Linked DNA regions of Homo sapiens: region 2 is linked to region 1. Evidence: chromatin loops called from intact Hi-C (ENCODE). Cell type or tissue: IMR-90. All regions are shown on one strand. Each heading gives the region's core, and the rest is flanking DNA. Links, peaks and the distances in the headings are about the cores only. Region 1 has its middle 24 kb from the start of RASD2. Region 2 has its middle 47 kb from the start of MCM5.

Region 1 (8,326 bases), core at 132-8,131:
CTGGAGATATCCAGCTGCCACAGGACTTTTGCACATGCTGTTCTCTGCCTGGACAGTGCTTCCTTTTGGGACCATGCTGGCTTACTTGCTCACTTCATTCCTATCTCAGCTCAATGTCACCTACTCAGAGAAGCATCCCCTGACCTCTCAACCTAAAATTACTCCCTAATCCATCCCTCTCCCCCCTTCTCCCTGCCTTCTCTTTCCTCAAAGTATTGATCATCATTTGACGGTTTTGGTTTTGTTTTTTTTTTTTTCGCTCTTGTGGTCCAAGCTGGAGTACAACAGCACAACATTAGCTCACTGCAACCTCCATCTCCCGGGTTCAAGTGATTCTCCAGCCTCGCTTCCCGAGTAGCTGGGATTACAGGCGTGTGCCTCCATGTCCAGCTAATTCTTTTATTTTTAATAGAGACGGAGTCTCACTATGTTGGCCAGGCTGGTCTCGAACTCCTGACCTCAGGTGATCCACCCGCCTTGGCCTCTCAAAGTGTTGGGATTACAGGCGTGAGCCATTGTGCCTGGCTCATCACTTGACTTCTTATAATGTGTTTATGATATGTTTCTTCTGCTAAAATGTGAATGACAGGAGACTAAGACACACTTCTCCCAGCATAGCGTAGTGCCTGGCAGACAGTAGGTCTTAGATAAATATATCAGGAGTTGGATGGATGAATGAAGGGAGAGGCATATCAGATACACCTTTTGGAAGCCCCCTCTGGCTGCAGTGAGTGGGTTGGAAGGGTGTTTGAAAGGAGGCCGGGAGAGGGGGTTTCAGTTATCCAGGTGGGAGCCGATGGCATGAGTCTCTCTGGAGAGCCAACATGAGGATGATGAGGGGTCGGGTTTGAGGTGGGAGACAGAAGAGCTGGAATCTCCCAGGTGGAGGGCGTCGCATTGGGTGGGGAGGCAAAGGTGGGGCTCGGGATTGCCATGTGCGAAGCCGGTGGATGGTGATGCCGCCCACTCAACTGGGGCTCCAAGAGGAGAGAGTGCACATCGGAAGGCCTCCTGCGGTGAGCATCAAGGAGATGAGTCACATCTGTGTTATGTGGCATTTGAGGCTCCCAGGGGCCCTTCAAGTGCAATTGCCTGACAGGAGCCTGGCTGTAAGGGTCTGAAGCTGAGGAGAGAAGGCTGACCAGAGTGAAAATCTGGGGTTCCATCAGCCATGGAGAGGGTGGCCACTAGGCCATACAGCGAGAGGAGGACCAGGAGGAACGCCGTGACTTAGGGAAAGGCAGAGGGGGGAGGGATGGAGGAAGAAAGGAGAGACGGACAGAAGACAAGTTGGTGGGGTCATGGAAGCCGAGGGTAGGGGAAGGTTTGAGAAGAAATAAATGGTCTCCGATATCAAAAGCTGCCAAGAAGCAGGTTGAAGGGTGTCGACTAGGCCCGTGACGGGAAGGTCACTGGAGGCTTGGAGCCCAGGCTGTGGAGACAGGCTATGTTGCATGGGAAGAGGAGGGGGTGGTGAACAAATTCCAAGAGCATTCTTTTCTTTCTTTAAAAAAAAATTTCAGGCCGGGCATGGTCGCTCACACCTGTAATCCCAGCACTTTGGGAGGCTGAGGCAGGTGAATCACCTGAGGTCAGGAGTTCGAGACCAGCCTGACCAACCTGGAGAAACCCTGTCTCTACGAAATATACAAAATTAGCCAGGCGTGGTGGTCCATGCCTATAATCCCAGCTACTCAGGAGGCTGAGGCAGAGGAATCTCTTGAACCCGGGAGGCGGAGGTTGTGGTGAGCCAAGATCGCACCATTGCACTCCAGCCTGGGCAACGAGAGCAAAACTCTGTCTCAAAAACAAACAAACAAACAAACAAACAAACAAATTTCAATAAGGGCCAGATGCAGTGGCACACACCTGTAATCCCAGCACTTTGGGAGGCCGAGGCGGGTGGAACACTTGAGGCCAGGAGTTCGAGACCAGCCTGGCCAACATGGTGAAACCCCATTTCCACTAAAAATACAAAAATTAGCCAGATGTGGTGGCACACACCTATAATCCCAGCTACTTGGGAGTCTGAGGCATGAGAATCGCTTGAACCCAGGAGGCAGAGGTTGCAGTGAGCCCAGATCAAGGCACTGCACTCCAGCCTGGATGACAGAGCAAGACTCTGTCTCAAAAAACAAAAACAAACAAACAAAAAAACCCAGGAAATTTCAATAAGCATAATTGTAAAACTGAAAGAGGAACATGAGGCAAAATAGAAGGGAATGAGGTGTTCTAGAAGGGTGGCTGTTAGTATTATCATCATTCTTTAAGAGGGAGAGACTTCAACTCACTGAAATGCTGATGAGAAAGATCCGGAAGAGAAGGAGGAGGATGCTTTGGGGAGAAGGAAGGGGTGATTGCTGGAGAGGGGACTCTGGAGACAGAGGAAGTGCTGGGACCCAGGCGCAGGCAGACGGGTGTGACCATCAGGAGAGATGATGATCTGCAAGGAGAAGGCTGGGAGAGGAGACTGCAGTGGACTGAGCTGAGCCTGGGCTGCGGGGAAGCCTTTGTCCTGCCGTCCTAGGCTCTTGGCTTCCCGGTGTGTTGCCTGTTGGAGACAGAGCTTGGGCCCCAAGAGAGGACGTTCTCAGCTCTCTAGTGTTTTTATGAGAAATTAAACTTGAATTCGAAAAGCCCAAATCAATTTTATCTCAAATGAGAGGAAGTGAACAGAGACAAAGGCTTTGGTCCAGAAAGGCGGGGAGTGGAATTCATAGGACATTTAATATTCACTCCACAAACACAGAGCTCTCTCTGGGCCCTGGCGGCTCTGGGTGCTGGAGGCAGATGAATAAATTTCTCAAGGAATCTGGGGGGCAGGAGGGAAACAGACAGACATTGCAATTAAGGAATGTAATTGCTAACATGAATAGGAAAGTTTCTCAGAGGAGGTAACAATTCTAGCTGCCTCTAAAGGATTTATAGAGTTTTACCAGGAAACACTCCTAGAAGTGAAGAATCATATTATTCTACTTAATATAAGTGTAATTTTACTTAATATAAAAGCCCTTAGCTCGGTACCAACATACCATCAGCTTTCAATATCATTGAGCTATTAAAATATTATTATTATTTATTATTATTATTTTCAAGACAGGGTCTTGCTCTGTCGCCCAGGCTGGAGTGCAGTGGCACAATCATGGCTCACTGCAGTCTCGACCTCCTGCGCCCAGATGATCCCCTCCCACCCCGCCTCAGCCCCCCATGTAGCTGGGATTATAGGCATGCGCTACCACGCCTGGTTAATTTTTGTTTTATTTGTAGAGATGCAGTTTTGCCGTGTAGCCCAGGCTGGTCTCAAACTTCTGGGTGCAAGTGATCCACCCACCTCAGCCTCCCAAAGTGTTGGGATTACAGGCGTGAGCCACCGCACCTGTATCCCAATTTTTTTCTGATACTTACAATTACTGTGAGCCCTTGACATTCACATGAAATAAGACAAGATCTCTAAGAATCTCACGCTGGGAAATACTGTCTTCTGCATAAACTATCCCTCTTTAAAAGGAGCAAAGCGCAACTGAAATGTTAAGCTACTATCTTGGACATTTAATGACTATAAGAACAGAACCAAAGCCATTTCCACAGTTATTAACACATTGGAGGCCTGAAGCCTCCAATCTCACTTGAGCTGTTCTTTGCTGGCTCCAGAGGCTCTTGAGCTGCGTGGGGAATCACTTTTCCTGGTTTCCACTGAGAGCAGCATATGGTGGGCTCACTTGGACCAAAGATTCAAGCCAGGGCCAAGTTCAACTCTCCACTCTTTAATCCACTCCTTGCTCCTACTTTTCAGACTAAAAGCCAACACATTCCCAGATACCTTCATCTTTCTCTCCATTATTAGCACTAGCAATTGGAGTTCTTCTGAGGTCATTTTCCAGAAAGAAGCTGTGTTTATTGCCAGGTCATCAGCTGGCCTCACTCACTAGCTCAGTTCCACGCTGACATTTTTGCCCCAGCAAAATTACAAATTAGTACCAGCCACGGACCTTTGGATTATTTGAAACGACCCAAAACTGCATGTTAAATTCTTGAATGTCAAGGATTTCCTGGGCTTTCCAGTCTCTACCACTCCTGAACTCAAGCTTTAAGTCACCTAATGTCCCATTACCACTTAACACACATGCACACATCATGTGCACAAAGCCACGTGCATGCATGCTCACACAGACACATGCATTGGTACATGTGTATATAAAAATGCACATGAACACACAGGCATGTGCCATGCACATGTACACATGTACATATATGCACCCCCATACATGCTCAATGCATGAACACATTCATGCATAGTATGCACGCACATATCTACCCTCTGTCATCACACATGCTTACACGCATATAATGCATACACACAAATGCACAACACCATACACACAGACGTACACATGCATTTACAGCCATGCACACACACGGACATACAAATGCTTGCACACACATGTGTATAAGCACACACAACATGCATGCATACAGAGGCACAGCAGGCACAGGCTTGCCCACACACTCTGCCAAGAACAAGTCAGGAGGAGGAGGAAGGTAGACACATCATTCTTCTCCCTCTAGTTCAAATGACTTCTCTTCCTTGGCACAAACTTTTGTTTTGATATCTTTTGTTATTTTTTTAGATCGCAAAGACATGGGATGGAAACCAAATCCCTGGGGTTTCCAGATGGAAGATGTGGTTTCTAACAACGCATCTACTTAGGCAAACTGGAATAGCAAAAGAATCTGGAGGCCTCTTGGAGTGTTTGTGATATCTGCAGCACCCCTCCAACTTCTCCTCCCCCTCTCACCCGCCTACCCCACCACAGGGAGGCAATGCAGGGCTGGACGCCCTGCTCTTGCTGCTAACTGCAGCTCTGCCATCTTTTCACTGTGTGAACTCAATCAATCCCCTCCCCATCTCTGGTCCTTCCAGATTTGATGGGGAGTGGATAGACCGAGGTTCAGTTATCCCCATACACAGATGAAGAAATCGTGGCTGCAATAGGTGAAGAGGGCCTCCTGAAGGTCATACAACCAGAACCCACATGTTGCAGCTTCCTCCCAGTGCCCATCGCTACGGGGCTTCTCGTGCTTGAATGTGCATATGAATCTCCCTGGGGTCTTGTTAAAGTGCAGACTCTGATTCAATAGGTCTGAGGTGGACTTAAGCTTCTTTCTAACAAGCTTCAGTTTTAAGATTCTTTCTGGCTGGGTGCGGTGGGCCCATGCCTGGAATCCCAGCACTCTGGGAGGCGGAGGCGGGCGGATCACCTGAGGTCAGGAGTTTGAGACCAGCTTAGCCAACACGGTGAAACACCGTTTCAACTAAAAATGCAAAATATTAGCCAGGCATGGTGGTGCGCACCTGTAGTCCCAGCTACTCAGGAGGCTGAGGCACGAGAATCGCTTGAACCTGGGAGGCAGAGGCTGTAGTGAGCCAAGATCGTGCCATTGCACTCCAGCTTGGGCAACAAGAGTAAAACTCCGTCTCAAAAAAAAAAAAAGATTCTTTCTGACAAGCTCCAAGGTGATGCTGATGCTGCTGGTCTGTGAGTATACTTTTACTAGAAAATTATGTCACTCAGACCAGGCACCGTGGCTCACGCTTGTAATCCCAGCACTTTGAGAGGCTGAGGCGGGCGGATCACGAGGTCATGAGTTTGAGACCAGCCTGGCCAACTTGGTGAAACCCCATCTCTACTAAAAATACAAAAATTAGCCAGGTGTGGTGGTGCATGCCTGTAATTCCAGCTACTCAGGAGGCTGAGGCAGGAGAATCGCTTGAACCCAGGAGGCGGAGGTTGCGGTGAGCCAAGATTGTGCCATTGCACTCCAGCCTGGGTGACAGAGCAAGACTCGTCTAAAAAAAAAAAAAAAAAGAAAAAAAGAAAGTTATATCACTCTTCCATGGTTTTTAAAAAGGTGTAATGGGGCTGAGGTTTGACTCTCCTGCACAGCTCCCCACTCCCCTGGCTGGGACAGTGATGACAGCATCTTGTGTCCTCCCTTTCTCTTTGGTTCTAGGCCCCTGGTGCGACCCACCTCCCCTTCCTGAGCCATTTCCTCACCTATCCCACCTTTGGAGCTGAGGATGCTCAGTGGGATGGAGATCTGATTCCGCACGCTCCGAGTGCCTTGCTACCTGGATGCCTAGGACACATCCCTTCTCCTCCTGAAGCCTCAGTTTCCCCATCTGTACAGAGAGTGGGTTAGATTTGTCCTCAGAACTGGCTGCACCTCAGAAGCACAGGCAGAGTTTTTACGAAGTACCCTGGCCAGGATGCCACTCAGATTTTATTTCATTGGATGGGGGTGAGGCCCAGACGTGGATATTTTTAAAAAGCTGCCCAGGTGATGCCAACGGGGTGCCAGGGTTGAGAAGCACAGATCTGGTGATCGCTAAAGGTCAGCCCAGCGCCGACTGTCAGAGTGTGTGGTCCCATGGCCAGGTCTGCACACTGACACCATGCTGTCCTATGCAGCGCTCAGAAGCAGATTGGAAAAGTCTCAAAAAGATCTCAGTGCAGCTATTAGACAAGGTCACGCGCCCCCTCATGGGAAACGGCTCTTGAGTTGATGATCAGGATACAGACCCTGGCAGAGAGCTGAACTTTCTTTTCTGCTGACTGACACATGATGAATACTTTAATTAAAGACTCAACCCCACACATCAATCATCAGCAGACCTCCCCCACCAATGTGCCCTCCCACGGGAGGGCTGGAAAAGCTGTCTCTGTGTGCCAGGTGGGACAAGGGGAGGGTGCACCCAGGCTGCCGCTGAGCGCTGGGAGTTAACCTGACATCATGTCCAAACAGGGGGCCCGATTAGCAGGAGGACCCTTGGCTGCCTCACAGCAGAGACAGACCCATGAAAAGATTTTCTTGAAGCCAGCCGGTTGTACGTCTGTACAGTCCAGAGGTTTCCATAGCGACCCGTCTCTTCCTAAGGCTGACAATGGGCTCCAGCACCAGGGGAAGGCTTTCAACGTCCTGAGGATCCCAGCCCGAAATGGATGGGCTGAGCCTGTCTAATCTTGGCTCCACTGGTCCCTCGAGGCACGTCCTTTCAGAAAGGACACTGAACAGGCGGCAGCCCCGCCCCCACTGAGCCCTCAGAGGATGGGAAAGCAATCTTTAGGATGACAGCAGTTAGCGGGTACCTCTCCGTGGTCCCTCTCCACCAATTAGGGCGGTGGATAAGCAGCTGTACCCTGAAGTTAGACCACCCAGGATTCAAATCCCGGCTCTGCCACCTGGGTAACTATGGGCAAGTGACTTGATAGCTGCCTGCCTCAGTCTCCCCAACTGTGAAATAGGGATAATAATACTATCCTCTTCATAGGACTCTTTTGAGGATTACCTGAGTTCATTAAGGGAAGTCCTTACTACAGAATCCGGCACATTGCTCTCATTTTTTACAGCCCAATAGTCATAGATCATGAGACGGTCTCAGTCCCCAGGCTAGAAGGGCTATGCCAGGCCCCCAGTCTCTCCACTGCCCAGGGCGGTGTTTCTGAGGCTTGACCTGGAGGATTTTTAGTCACCCCAATGTCCAGTGCACCCTCCATCTGTGCACCAGGATCTCTGAGGGTGGGACCCAGGCATCTCTTTTTGGAAAACTTTGCAGGTAGTTTCAATGCTTAACCAAAGTTAAGAACAATGGAAATCTGTCAGCTTTTGTGCCTGTAAGGTTTATTTGGCCTGAGTCGTGAGACCCCATGGAGCTCCTGCAGCCTGTGTGGAATCAGGGGAGGGAGGAGTGGACACAAACAATATTTGCACAGTACTAGGCACCCTTTGTGTGCTCATTCATTCATTCATTCCACACAAGCACTTATGCACTTACAATGTGCCCATGCTGTGCCGATAGCCAGGAATGAGACAGAGGGGCCCCGCCCCATGGCACTTACTGACCCGTAGGGGAGGCAGACATTTATGGTTTATCACACAAACACGCTGGCAATGATAAGAACCACACAGAGCAGCTGAAGTGGTCAGGTGGCTTCCCATTCCAGGTGAGATCTGGAGGTTGCGGGGCAGTTAGCAAGTGGGAGAGAGCTGCATGCGGGGAAGGTGGGAGGCGTTGCAGGAAAGGTGAGGGAGACACAGCTGAGCTGTGGTGCTGGCCAGCTGGGGCCTTGCGCCTTATCCGGGCACTGTGACGGCCACTAACAGGTTTTAAGTACCGGAATGACATGATCGGATTTGTAATTTAACTAGATCCTTCTGACTGCTGTTGGGGGAACAGACTGTCAACCTCACAACAGCACTGTCAGCTGAGTATTAGACAAATGATGAACCTGGGCCCAGGGAGCTGAGTCACTCATCAGAGACGTGT
Region 2 (8,326 bases), core at 129-8,128, 120 kb before region 1:
CCTTTGCCATGGAAGGCGCCGTGTTCACAGGTTTCAGGGATTTGTCCATGAACATCTTTCCAGGCCACTACTCTGCCCCTGACAGGAGGCATCAGTGGGCTCTGTTTGTTTCCCATTGGGTTTGCCATGGAAACATTGGAGATTGGACAGTGGCAGGAGGATAAAGTGAGGGTACGTGTCCTTGGCCCCCTTCTCACGGGGTCCTAGCTCCTGCCCTGGCCTTTGGGTCCCCCTTCACAGCTCTGGAAACTGCATCCTCCTCTGGGCAGCCATGGAGATGGCTTTTGCTTTTCAGCCTGAGGACCACACTCTCCCTCTCAGCACTCCTGAGCCCAGCCCCGCACCTTCCTCGCCATTCCTCATTAAACTGCCACTCATTCGATTGCCACATGAGCATGAGTGAGGCGAGCAAGGTGCCCAAGGTGCAAAAAAATTTTTTTTACATGGAATCTCGATCTGTCACCCAGGCTGGAGTGCAGTGGCGTGATCTCAGCTCACTGCAACTTCCGCCTCCCAGGTTCAAGTGATTCTCCTACCTCACCCTCCCCAGTAGCTGGGAATACAGATGTGCACCACCACGCCTGGCTAATTTTTTTTAATTTTTAGTAGAGACAGCATTTTGCCATGTTGGCCAGGCTGGTCTCAAACTCCTGGCCTCAAGCGATCCTTCCCCCTCGGCCTCCTAAAGTGCTGGGATTACAGACATGAGCCAACATGTCTGGCGTCAAGGTGCAAAATTTGTGCAAGGGTTTCCTCTCAGGGCCACGCCAGTGCTGCGCCTGCCTCACCCTGGTCTGGCCTGTGAATCTTTTCCTGCCTGAACCTGCTCACACCCTTGGGCTGTGCCTTCTGCCTGGACTTCTCCCTCACCTTTCCACCTTTCCAAATGCAGCCTGCTTGGACCACCTTCTGGTAACAGTTCCTCCACTTCCAGCCCTGCAGCCTCCTGCACAGTGGGGGCCCAGAGGGGATGCTCTTGTGTATTCCAGTCTGCCAGGTGCTTGCACTTGTTTGTGGCTCTGCCTCCCGCACTGCATGTGAATTCCTCCTTCAGGATGGTGCCCCTTGAGCCCAGTGCAGGCCTCGGAGGGGGCCGTGGGCCGTAGACTTGGAGGGTAAGGAGCCAGAACACATGGTTTGAATCCCTGCCCTGCTGTTACTGGGTCTGTGATCTTGGGCAATTTACTTGGCCTCTCTATGCCTCAGTTTCCTTATCTGTAAAATGGGAGCAGGGATAGTTCCTGCCTTTTGTCATGGCTTTGATGATTAAGTGAGATGATGCTACAAAGGAAGAGCCTTGTGCCTGGCAGACAGTAAAGGCTCAATCCATGTTAGCATTGGTGCTGTGGTCATATGAGGGACTCAGGAAAGGTTGACTGAATTTATTAGAACTGACAGGCAGGAGAGAGAGAGAGAGAGAAGAGAACAGAGAAAAGAGAGAGGAAAGGGGAGGAGGGAGAGAGGGAGAGGAGAGGAAGTGGGGAGGAATTAATGGGTGAGAGAGGTGGAGAGAGGGGGGCTTGAGGCTGAGGAGTGAAGGCTGCCAGGTAATTCAAGGGGGAAGCAGAGAGAGAGCAGAGGGCGTTAGGCAGGGTCTGTGGACTTGAGTGAGAGCTGTTCCATCACCAGGTGCTGTCTGCAGCCAGCTGCTCTCAAAATAGCTGCCCTGCTGGGGCTGGGGCTGATGGAGGAGCAGGGCAGGGAACCCCATCTGGGCACATCCTGGATCCCTCCTGGGCTGTCGCGGCCCAGAGCTTGGCGAGGAGCCCCTGTGGCCTGTGACTCGTGGTTGAGATGGGGATTTGGAGGTCCCTCCTGTGGGGTCTGTGTGCGTGGTGGGCAGGGGTAGGGGAAGCTGCCCTGCTGGCCTGGGTCTGGGAGTATGCTGAAGACAGGCAGGTAATGGCCGTGATAATAATGATGACGTTTATGGCAGTGATAAGCATCATCATCCAAAATGAGGCAGAGGCCAGGCACAGGGGCTCATGCCTATAATTCCACTGCTTTGGGAGGCGGAGGTGGGAGGATTGCTTGAGGCCAGGCATTTGAGACCAGCCTGGGCGATGTAGCAAGACCCTGTCTATAGAAAAAATTTAGAAAATGAGGCAGATGCAGCAAAGTTGCCCACGCATGCTCCCCTCTCCTTCTTCCTCTCTAAAGAATGCCAGTTATGCTCATGCAGCCCAGTGAACGCACTCACCTCCCAGACTCCTCTGCGGCCAGAGCGACCCTGTGACCTGCTTCTGGCCAATGAGATGGAGGTGGAAGCTCACCAGGTGGACATTCTATTTGGAAACCGAGAGCTGGGCTGTCCAGAAAGAACATAGACTGTGGGGTCACACCAGCCTGGGGTTGCTCCCCAGCTCTGCCATTTCCTAGCCATGGGAACTTCCTGAGTCTCAGTTGTCTCATCTGTGAAATGGGAATAAGCGTGACCTCACAGGTGGACACACCTGAGGGCAGCTGCTCCTGACACGGACCCTGGCATGTTTCAGAATCCTAATGGGCTTTCTGGGCCATTAAGGGAAAGTGTAACCTGTGTTAGATGCATTTGACTATGCTTTTTTTTTTTTTTTTTTTTTGAGACGGAGTCTCATTCTGTTGCCCAGACTGGAGTGCAGTGGCTCGATCTCGGCTCACTACAACCTCTACCTCCTGGGTTCAAGTGATTCTCCTGTCTCAGCCTCCTGAGTAGCTGGAATTATAGGCATGCACCACCACACCCAGCTAATTTTTGTATTTTTGTATTTTTTTTTTTTTTTTGAGATGGAGTTTCACTCTGTTGCTCAGGCTGGAGTGCAGTGGCGCGATCTCAGCTCACTGCAAGCTCTGCCTCCTGGGTTCACGCCATTCTCATGCCTCAGCCTCCTGAGTAGCTGGGACTACAGGCACCCACCACCATGCCTGGCTAATTTTTTGTATTTTTAGTAGAGATAGGGTTTCACCATGTTGGCCAGGATGGTCTTGATCTCCTGACCTCAGGTGATCGGCCCTCCTTGGCCTCCAAAAGTGCTGGGATTACAGGCATGAGCCACCACACTCGGCCCTGCATTTGACTATGCTTTGAAGATGTTTTAGCATTTGGTCCAATTCAGCTGAGTAGATAACTTTTCCTGATACCCGATACTCAGAAAATTGGAGTGACCTCCCAGATGGTACTTCTCAGTCGGGTCATACTGCAACCTGTGTTCTTTGAGGTCAGCAACACTGCATCTGGTTTATCTCCACATCTTTCTGCTTAGCCCAGTGCTTGACACATAGTGGGCATTTGCGCCCATATTTACAGAGTGAGTGGATTGGTCTCTATCTGTTCAGCAAGTGCTTCTCTGTGCCAGGCTCTGTACTGAGTGCTGGAACAAATCATCCCAATGAAAAAACTCAGCATAATGATGGATGAGGCTCTGTGTGTTCTCCTCTGGTAGGCATATCCGAATTTAACAGGAAGTAACGTCTTGAGCAGAAGGAACAAAGCAGCCCTAATAAGGGTATGTCAGGGTGTTGCGGGGAGAGGTGTCCCTGCCATGATCCTATGAAAGTGGGTCATTAGAACAAGGCCCTGGCTGGAACATTCTAGCACTGGGATTCCCCACAGAGGAAGCCAAGTGTCCAGGTGTAAATGAAAGGGAAGCCCTCTCTCCTGACTCTAGCACTGTCTCTCACACCAGCCATATGTAAGACTTTGTCTAGTACCCCCATCGCTGTACCTCCAGCACACAGAGCTGCTGCGCACCCTGGAAGTGAATGAGCGAGTGGACGAGCAGATGACTCAGAGGCCAGCTCACAGTCTCGTGGGCGAGGCAGACAAGAAACAACCAAGCAGAATGCCCCCAGTGAGCACTACGGCATGTGGAGGGGAACAACCGGGGCGCCTGCAGGAGGGAGTGGCTGCCCGTCCGCAGTGGGAGGAAGGAGTGAGGAATGGAAGCCTCCCTCAACTCTGCCCGCAGAATTTTCCAGATTGGCTTCTCCTCTAGTCCTGGACTCACCGCACCCCCTCACCTTCATATTTCTCTCATCTCGGTTCCCTGAGCATCTTCATCACCCAAATCCTTTCTGAGAGTCTTTTCTGAATGGGGGGGTTTGTTCTAGAGATTCTAGTTCCCTCCGCAGAGACAAGTGCTCCGGTCACCAGTGTCCTGCCCCAACTGCCCAGGTGGGTCACGAGGCCCCTGCATGAGCCAAGCCCTCCGGGGGCCTCAGCATCACCTGTACCCTAAGGCATCAGTCTGCTCTGCCCCGACTCCGGGCAGCGGTCCGCGCTTCTCTAGGACAGAACCAGCTCAGGGACGGCAGCTAGAAGACCAGGGGTTCAGCCCCAAGGCTGGTCCTGCTGGCCCTTCCTGGCCGAGGGCGTGCAGCATCAGCCTCGGGCTTCCCGGCTCTGGGTGGGAAACCTGCGTCCCTCTCGGTGTTGCTGTGAGGATTCGACATGAAGCTGTGTGGGAAAGTGCTTTGTAAACTGCAAAGGGTGGAACAGATGGGAGTGTTACTCTCTGCGCTCCTTCCCCGACGGGTTTGGGGGTTCCCAGCCCACATGAGGGTTCTGCTGCCTGCACAAGAGCCCCTTGTTCCTTCTGGGTTTGAGTGACACATGGCTTAGCGATGCCCGAGATTGTATCTGTAAGGAGTCCTCTCTCATTCCTGGGAGAAGGGTGTGGGGCTTATGGACTTTTTGTTGTTGTTATTTTATTTATGTATTTATGTATTTATTTATTTATTTATTTTTGAGACAGAGTCGTATTCTGTTGCCCAGGCTGGAGTGCAGTGGCACGATCTTGGCTCACTGCAGCCTCTGCCTCCAGGGTGCAAGGGATTCTCCTGCCTCAGCCTCCCGAGTAGCTGGGACTATGCACACACATCACCATGCCCGTAATCTATTTTTAGTAGAGACAGGGTGTCACCATGTTGGCCGGGCTGGTCTCGGACTCCTGACCTCAAGTGATCGGCCTGTCTCCGCCTCCCAAAGTGCTGGGATTACAGGTGTGAGCCACCACACCTGGCCAGCTCATTAACTCTTAAGGAGGAAACCGTCCACAGCCTTCGGGTTGGGGCAGGCAAGGAGCGGGGCTGGGAGAGACCGGGCAGCAGCGTGCTCTTGTGAAGCTGCTTTATGCCCTTAGCCCCCTCAGTCTTCACAGATCCTGCCTCCCCGAGTCCACTCAGGGAAACGGGGCCCCTGGGGCCTGGCATTGTGCCCAAAAAAATCCAGGGGAATGACCCAGCAGGTTTGATAAAACTACAAGAAACAACAACGCCCTTTCCCTGGTTTCTCCCCAGGTGGGGAACTGTCCCCTCCTCCCACACATGCGGTGTCTCATGTCTGCTGATGTTTACTCTGAAAATGAGACCGGAAACAAGGGCTTGGGGGAGGAGTCAGCATGAGGACCTCAGGGCCGGACTCTCTATGTCTCAGTTTCCTCTTCTAGAAAATAAGAATGATCAAAGCGCCTGCCTCGTACAGTGGTCATGAGGATCGAACGAAGAGAGCTATGTGGAGAGCCTGGCCTACGGGAAGGCGAAGTTGGCTTTAGCTATGTCTTCGTCTCTGCTCATTCTGGGGTCCCAGCCTCCTTTGTCTCCCTCTGGACCGTGGTGGGAGCTTCCCCACTGGCCCCCTCTGCAGAGTCCTCCCCACTGCCATCCCTCCCCTCTTCCAGCAGCTGGAGTCATCTTCCCAACCACATGCCAGACCCTCCACTCCTGCTAAACGCCCCACAAAACATCATCGTATTCGTCATTCACTCACTCAGCACACATCTGAAGTTCCGCAGTGCCCCAGGCCGGGCATCAGACCCCGAGGATGCAATGGGGAATGAGACAGACAAGGGTCCTGGCTCTCCAGGAGCATGCATCCAGCCTGGTGTGGGAGAAGACAGCGATGAGGAGACAGAGGGAACTGAGGGAGGTGTTAAGTGCTGGGCATTGGTCATCTATTATCATAATAATGCCACAAACGAACACCCTCCAGGTTTAGTGGCTTCAAACAACACGCATTATTCTCACTCTGAAGGCTGTCTGTTGAGTGGGGATCAACAGATGGAGTGACTAGACCGGGCTTAGCTCCAGGGCTGCTTCCTGGGCCTCTCATCCATGGACCACTGGGCCACCTGGGACTTGTTTGTCCCATGGTGGTGGCAGACGGGCAAGAAGTGAATGGGGACCTGTAATGCCCAGCACTGGGACACTCACTTCTGCCCACATTCCATTGGCCAAAGCAAGCCTCATGGTCAAGTCCAGCATCAGTGTGGTGGGAAAGGACACCCTGCCTCTGGTGGGAGATGAGGCAAAGCCACAGGAGGAAAGGGGGGTTGTCAGCAGGGCAGGTTGAAGAACTAGGAGCAGGAAAGCAACCCGTATGGGCTTTGCAGGAAACCGAGGGTACTGAGATGAGGACTCCCTGAGGCGTCTGCTTCTCAGGGCTGGTCAGGGTTGGCTTCTCTGAGCCGCTGTCACTCAGGCCTAGAACTGAAGGAGGAGGAGAGCCAGCCATACAGTCAGGGAAGAACGTTCTAGGCAAGCACAGAAACGAAGCAGAAATGAATCGCTGTGTCTTTGGAACTGACAGAGGCCCAGGCTCCTTGCCCCTATCGTGTCTCTGCACTTAAGTCCATGCTGAGTACCCCAGCTATGGCCTCTCTGTCCCAGCCATGGCCTCTCTGTCCCTGCTGTGGCTTCTCTGCCCCAGCCATGGCCTCTTTTTCCCAGTTGCGGCTTCTCTGTTCCAGCTGTGGCCTCTCTGCCCAGCCGTGGCTTCTCTGTCCTGATTGTGGCCGCTGTGTCCCAACCGTGGCCTCTTTGTCCCAGCTGTGGCCTCTCTGTCCCAGCCGTGGCCCCTCTGTCCCAGCCGTGGTCTTTCTGCCCCTGCTGTGGCCTCTGTGCCCCCGCCCATGCTGACATGTGGCAGTTTTCCGGCACCTTGCTCTGTCCTATTACTGGCTTTGGCTATGCTCTATGCTCTGCCTGGAAAGCCCTTCCTCTTTCTTGGGCCAAATCCTACTCATCCTAAGATTTATATTTTTATTCTTATTTTTTTTAGAGACAGGGTCTCACTCTGTCTCCCAGGCTGGAGTTCAGTGACACAATCACTGTTCACTGCAGCCTCAACCTCTTGGGCTGAAGTGGACCTCCTGCCTCAGCCACTGGAGTAGCTGGGGCTACAGGTGTGCACCACCATGCCCAGCTAATTAAAAATCTTTTTTTGTAAAGATGGGGTCCTGCTATGTTGCCCAGGCTGGTCTCAAACTTCTGGCCTCAAGCAATCCTCCTGCCTCAGCCTCCCACAGTACTGGGATGGTTGGGCCTTGGGCTGAGAAGGAGACAGGGAAGGGTGCTATAGGAGCTGTGTGATCCTAGGTGAGCTGTCTGACCTCTCAGATTTGTTCTCATCAACAGAATGGGGATAATGGAATCTGCCTCCTGGGACTGTCACGAGAATTAGATGAGGGATTTTGGAAAGAACATGGCCCACGGTTGAGTTCCGGAGAGGCTGCTTCCTCTCTGGGCGACCTTATTCCACTTCTCTGATCTTGAGTTTCCCAATCTGCAGAACAGGGGGAAGGAAAACTGCCCCCGGGACTGCTGGCATTAAATGAGATCGTGCCTAGAAAGCCCTCGCAGGAAGACCCCCTCCAGGGTCACACACCTCTCTCTTTCCCTCCCCTGTCCCTTTCCCTCTCCCCTCCTGGGACAGACTCCAGGGGAGGAAGCGCTGTCTCTAAGTGGGTGAGGACTCGCCCAGACTCGCCCGCCTGACTCCGCCTGGTTTCTACGTTGCCACCCTTTTGCCACCAAATGGCCACCTTCAGGGTTGGCCCTTTCACTCCCACTGGAGAATCCAACCGGAGCCACAGTCACTGACCAGGGACTTCTGAAGACAGGAGGAGCATCGAATGAGAAGATCCAACCAACAACCCGGTCCCCACGGCAACACGTTGACACTGGTCCTCTCCACCTGAGGCCTCGTCTGGGGCTCCCTACATCTTCAGAAGTGGTTCTACTTTTATGCCCCATTTGTCAATGAGGAAAGAGTTGGGAATCCAGAGAAAAACCCGGGTCCATCTGACTCCAAAACCAGCACTCTGTCCGCTCACGCTTTTCCATGTCAGAGGGCTGTGTGTGTTGAGGAGGGGTCTACCCACTCCTTCATCCCCCAAGCCCTCAGGAAACAAAGAGAGTCCAGCACATAACAAGTGCTCAAGTGGTTGTAGATGAGCAAGGGAATGAATGATGGACAAGCAAGTGAATGAATGAATGCACTTGTGGAGTCCTGCTGTCCTTTCTTTCCCGGAAACTCCCTCTTTCCCCTCCATGCTCTACCCCAAATGGT

Evidence for each region. Hi-C counts contacts between places; a loop is a spot of excess contacts. Peaks named below come from ENCODE experiments on the same cell type or tissue, not always from the same donor. Only the 100,000 strongest peaks of a DNase experiment are listed, where the experiment ranks them.
Region 2: it touches region 1 in a loop (2.2-fold over the local background); 9 of 110 quality-filtered maps call a loop at or near these places.

The regions. Positions count from the first base shown.
Region 1 is chr22:35,560,980-35,569,305 of GRCh38, forward strand. No RefSeq gene overlaps it. Among named protein-coding and RNA genes, the nearest start is that of RASD2, 24 kb to the left of the region's middle. RefSeq lists an enhancer at 511-1,242. In IMR-90, for the core only: a CTCF peak has its summit at 4,794; DNase peaks (open chromatin) are centred at 1,022 and 4,692; H3K27ac peaks cover 1,300 bases.
Region 2 is chr22:35,442,765-35,451,090 of GRCh38, forward strand. It overlaps a transcript of MCM5 not described here. Among named protein-coding and RNA genes, the nearest start is that of MCM5, 47 kb to the left of the region's middle. RefSeq lists enhancers at 5,213-5,272, 5,308-6,274, 6,275-7,240. In IMR-90, for the core only: no CTCF peak of the experiment used is centred there; a DNase peak (open chromatin) is centred at 3,787; H3K27ac peaks cover 1,191 bases.